Linked DNA regions of Homo sapiens: region 1 is linked to region 2. A link is a contact called in ENCODE Hi-C data. All regions are on one chromosome and are shown on one strand. The core of a region is the stretch at or near the end of the contact, and the rest is flanking DNA. Distances in the headings are between cores, read along the strand shown.

Evidence for each region. Hi-C counts contacts between places; a loop is a spot of excess contacts on that map. Pooled maps may share reads with other maps.
Region 1: a pooled map shows a loop between it and region 2 (16-fold over the local background). The contact joins the promoter of WARS2-AS1 here to the promoter of NRAS in region 2. A Hi-C loop is called at or near these places in 7 of 50 pooled maps.

Annotation. Positions count from the first base shown.
Region 1 is chr1:119,138,851-119,141,652 of GRCh38, reverse strand. It overlaps WARS2-AS1 (WARS2 antisense RNA 1), which reads right to left and starts at 1,257. Exons shown (of 7, transcript NR_125975.1): 1 at 860-1,257. It overlaps WARS2 (tryptophanyl tRNA synthetase 2, mitochondrial), which reads left to right and starts at 1,000. Exons shown (of 6, transcript NM_015836.4): 1 at 1,000-1,098. The coding sequence starts at 1,009. RefSeq lists an enhancer at 919-1,228.
Region 2 is chr1:114,715,321-114,718,020 of GRCh38, reverse strand. NRAS (NRAS proto-oncogene, GTPase) reads left to right here and starts at 1,250. Exons shown (of 7, transcript NM_002524.5): 1 at 1,250-1,363; 2 at 1,844-1,971. The coding sequence starts at 1,861. It overlaps CSDE1 (cold shock domain containing E1), which reads left to right. Exons shown (of 20, transcript NM_001007553.3): 20 at 1-1,105. RefSeq lists enhancers at 1,245-1,444, 1,455-1,554.

The DNA.
Region 1 (2,802 bases), core at 8-2,507, 4.4 Mb before region 2:
TTTAGGTGAATTAACAGAAGCAGAAAAACTGTATTAAACTTTCTCATAACCCCAAACAAAACAATTTCTTCCATCAGGTATAACCTTCCTGCAGCCTTCCCTAGACTAGGTTGAAACACCACAGTCATAACCACTCCTCCTTAAAACTTGCGGTGCTTGCTTCTTTAACACCTATTAAGTGTACATCATTTATTTATCCGCTACTCTATTAGACTGTACACAACTTGAAGACAAGATATGTCTTTCTCTGTACCTTCAGTGCCCAGCACATTACGGTAGGGTTCAACAAAGTTTACAGGACGAATGAAATAAGGCCACATAAGTCCAGTGCGGTGGCACATGCCTGTAATCCCAGCACTTTAGGAGGCCGAGGCAGATGGCTTGGCTTGAGCTCAGGAGTTTGAGAGAGCCTGGGCAACATGGTGAAACCCTGTCTCCACCAAAATACAAAAATTAGCCGGGCGTGGTGGCGCACCCTTGTGGTCCCAGCTACTCAGGAGGCTGAGGCAGGAGAATAGCTTGAGTCTGGGAGGTGGAGGTTGCAGTGAGCCGAGATCGCGCCATTGCACTCCAGCCTGGGCGAGAGTGAGACCTTGTCTCAAAGAAAAAAAAGGGAAATGAGGCCACACATGTCTAAAAAGACCACTTATATTACCCTCTAAGAGAACTGGGAGTTTCTAAACAAACTTTTTAAAGGTTGCCTTCACATAGCTAAGATCAGAAATGCAGCCTACTTGACTTTCTTCCAGTCTAAAGCGTTGCTACTAATAACCCCCAAGGAAATTCTCCTTCCAGGAAGGCTGAGCAGACAAGGGATCCAGGGAAAAACACTAAAGCCCCACCCCGCTCCTGTCCCCACCTGCTCGGCAAGAACTGCAGTCCGCCCGATAGCGGCTGCGCTGCGCAGCCTGGAGGCCCAAGCCGCGCCCAGCAAGCAGGAGTCGCGAGACTGGGATTGGCTCTCTGAACAGACGTCATTCCAAACAAGACGGCTCCGCCCTTCTCAAGATGGCGCTGCACTCAATGCGGAAAGCGCGTGAGCGCTGGAGCTTCATCCGGGCACTTCATAAGGGATCCGCAGCTGCTCCCGCTCTCCAGGTAACCAAAGACGGCCCTTCCCTCCGCGGCTTCCCATCCCGCGAGGTTCTTCTCATCCCACTGCCCTCTATTTATTTCTCTCCTCCCGCTTCTTAGGGAAAGTACATGCCTTCCCTCGCCTAAGGTCTACTCGTCTATGACTGTCGGCCTGCTCAGAGCGTAGTGACGTTGCAAGGATACGTGATGACGTAAAGGTTTCTTGGTGGAAAAAGCGCGCCGCTTTCTGACCTCTTGCCGCCACCTCCAGTTCTGGGAGCGGAGCGCCGCCGCTGTTGCCGGGCAACGCGGTGAGCCTACCCCGCGTGTGATGTTTTCAGAGACGGGTTGTTTTAGAGACTGCTCTTCTTGTGGTCTTATTACTGTTTTTACCCTCCTTACCCTAACAACACGCTAAGGGGCTATCGGAGAGAGTAGAGAAGTTTTGTTAGGCATTGGGCAGCTTGGGTCGGGGCAGCAGGTTGGCAGTGTGGTACTTGAGCAAGTGTCAGTGCATCTTCCATTCTGGTTGCTCCTGGTGGCTCCACAGCACTGCTCTATCTAGCAGGCTGTGAAAGAGTGACCGCAAGCTGCTACAGAGTTTGTCCTGTCCTGCGCTTGACAACACTGCTGTTACCATTAATCTCGTCGTACGGAGACCATGTCGCGGCCTGGTCTTATTGGGAATTGTCTTAAATATTTGGAATTTTACCCTCATAGCAAAAAAGTCAGGGGGAGGGGATACCCTTTCAGTTATTCAGGATTTTACCAAACGTCTTCCAAGTACAGTCTCAGTGGCAAGCACTTTGACATACTTTATCTACGGGAGATATATTCTGGGAACTAGAGAGAAAGGAGAGAATGTGATTTTATTAGGTAATTTCCCGGCATCATTTGCATATGTATTGCCATAATGAGTAGGTGTGAGGATGTCGCACCTATTGTAACTGTTGTGTTGAAAACAGCGCTAGACAGGAAGGTAGCCTAGAGGTCAAGGGTTTGGTCTGCCACTTGACAGCTGTGTGACAAGTCACAATCTCTCTGGGACTTTTCTTCTTTTTTTGCTCATATTGAGTGGAGGAAGAGAGCTGGACTGATTGACACGTTAATGTTCTTTCAACCTCTGGAAAATCTATAGTTCCATGATTATGAAGCCAAAACAAAGCCAATGAGAGTAATTATGAAAACCAAAATTTAAGTTCAACTTATTTTTCTAGTCATGTCATAAATTTTTTGAACTTCCGTTTTTTATTAATGTGAGCCTCACAAAATTCTTATAAGCTAATATATTAATATATACCGGAAAGCTGCTTGTCAGCAAACAACTATTCAAATGTCACCTTAAATTTCAGCAGCAATGTTAGGTAAGACAATTCAAAATTAGATAAATTTATCAAAAATTCCTCTCCTTGAAATTTGAGGGTTTGATTCTGCAGAACTAGAATGAGATGATTATTTATAATTTATAGCACATTAACACCTATGCTATCAAAGTAGCTAAGCCGTAGACCCAAACTTCCCCTTATTCCAAACTAAAGAATTGAAGATGTCTTGAGAATAGAGAATCAAAGAGAGAGAGAAAAAAAAGACAAACTGCAGCCTGCTAATGACTGCCCAGGGAAGTTTAAGACACTAAGTCATTATAAATGCTAAAGAAAAAATTTCTTAAACCTCTACTATTGTTTCAGTGGCATTTATGAATAGGGCTATTAAAGTTAATTATTAATC
Region 2 (2,700 bases), core at 1-2,500:
GTTATGTTTAAAAAAATAAATAAATTTAAGAAAACCATTTTAAATAATGCACAGTTGCAGCCTGGAAAAACTTAAGGTGGCGCCTTATAGTATCAATTTTAGGAGCTTTATTTGGTGCATTTAACGCAACTGGTAATTGCAGAATCCACTTTGCCTGTGTAAGTGAAAAATATAGACTGTTATCTTGTTGGCCCTATGAAATTCTGCACTTTTCATTATATACTCTACCTTCATTAATTACTTCTGGCAAGATGTTCTGCCTTAGCACTCAGTTGCATTCTTTTCCTTTTTCTTCCTGTTCATTATGCTTTAATTCTGAGGACCATATGAGGGTAGAATATATTATCTTTTAAAAATTACAAAAATTTGTATAGGCAAACCATTTCTTAAAGTTGATGGCCAAATTTTAAAATGTTATTTTTCATATCATTTATAATCTTGTCACAATCCACTTAAAGAAGTTTGGTTATATTTCAGTGAAAATTTTCTTCCAGAGTAGGTTTTTTTTCGTGGGTTGGGGGGTAACTTTACTACAATTAGTAAGTATGGTGCAGAATTTCATGCAAATGAGGAGTGCCAGCAGTGTGATAATTTAAACATATTTAAACAAAAACAAAAAAAATGAATGCACAAACTTGCTGCTGCTTAGATCACTGCAGCTTCTAGGACCCGGTTTCTTTTACTGATTTAAAAACAAAACAAAAAAAAATAAAAAAGTTGTGCCTGAAATGAATCTTGTTTTTTTTTATAAGTAGCCGCCTGGTTACTGTGTCCTGTAAAATACAGACACTTGACCCTTGGTGTAGCTTCTGTTCAACTTTATATCACGGGAATGGATGGGTCTGATTTCTTGGCCCTCTTCTTGAATTGGCCATATACAGGGTCCCTGGCCAGTGGACTGAAGGCTTTGTCTAAGATGACAAGGGTCAGCTCAGGGGATGTGGGGGAGGGCGGTTTTATCTTCCCCCTTGTCGTTTGAGGTTTTGATCTCTGGGTAAAGAGGCCGTTTATCTTTGTAAACACGAAACATTTTTGCTTTCTCCAGTTTTCTGTTAATGGCGAAAGAATGGAAGCGAATAAAGTTTTACTGATTTTTGAGACACTAGCACCTAGCGCTTTCATTATTGAAACGTCCCGTGTGGGAGGGGCGGGTCTGGGTGCGGCCTGCCGCATGACTCGTGGTTCGGAGGCCCACGTGGCCGGGGCGGGGACTCAGGCGCCTGGGGCGCCGACTGATTACGTAGCGGGCGGGGCCGGAAGTGCCGCTCCTTGGTGGGGGCTGTTCATGGCGGTTCCGGGGTCTCCAACATTTTTCCCGGCTGTGGTCCTAAATCTGTCCAAAGCAGAGGCAGTGGAGCTTGAGGTAAGTTTATCTCATGCATAGTGTTCGGCTTTGGGCTGTGGAATGTTCAGGCGTTTCACTGATGCCAGAAATGGAGCAGAATCTATCAGCTGGAGACAAAGGCCTTGGGCGGGGGTCCTTCCATTTGGTGCCTACGTGGGGAGATCTTTGGAGACAGAAGGGAGAATGGGAAGGAGTTGCGGCCTGGAGGCTTCCTGCTAGAGCTGAGAAGCCTTCGGGGAGTAATAGGAAGGGGGATTTCCATTGCTTAGGCTGAGGGCGGGGCCCAAGGACTGTTGAAAAATAGCTAAGGATGGGGGTTGCTAGAAAACTACTCCAGAAGTGTGAGGCCGATATTAATCCGGTGTTTTTGCGTTCTCTAGTCACTTTAAGAACCAAATGGAAGGTCACACTAGGGTTTTCATTTCCATTGATTATAGAAAGCTTTAAAGTACTGTAGATGTGGCTCGCCAATTAACCCTGATTACTGGTTTCCAACAGGTTCTTGCTGGTGTGAAATGACTGAGTACAAACTGGTGGTGGTTGGAGCAGGTGGTGTTGGGAAAAGCGCACTGACAATCCAGCTAATCCAGAACCACTTTGTAGATGAATATGATCCCACCATAGAGGTGAGGCCCAGTGGTAGCCCGCTGACCTGATCCTGTCTCTCACTTGTCGGATCATCTTTACCCATATTCTGTATTAAAGGAATAAGAGGAGAGAAAGTAAAAAGTTATTTTGGGTATACATTCAGTTATGCAATAAGCTTAACGTGTTTATAGAGAACAGTTCATTTTTATTAGCTGCTGAAGTTTCTAAAACCTGTCCAGTTTTTAACAGTTCTGTAAACTATTGCAAACTCAGTGTTGAGTTCATTCATGAGTTTCTTCATATATAACAGCTCTATTACATGAGAAACACAGGCCATAGTAGCGAGACTGTCTGATTGTATGGGAGATAATAGGATGGAGATAAAGGATTCAGAGATGAGTGTTCTTCAATATTTATTTATTAGCTAGTTGAAGCAGCTGAGACCAGATGATTGGAGTAGCAAGAACTTGAGATTTTTAGTCTTTATGCCTAGGATTTTGGTCCCTGTTTGCAGTTTATTTAGTTGTGTGATATTGAGCAACTGAATCTCTCCCAACCTCATTTTCCTCATGTTTTAAATTACCATAAACTTGTCCTGCCTACCACACAGGGATGTTATGGAAAGTTAAATAATATATTTAAGTTATTTATGAATGGTAAAGCACTATGTAATAGTACTTAGGGATTCTATTGTTATTATGAGAGTTCATGGTACAGATTGTCTTCAGTAAGTGGCACCTAAGGCTCTTTAAATAAAGGGTTTTGCC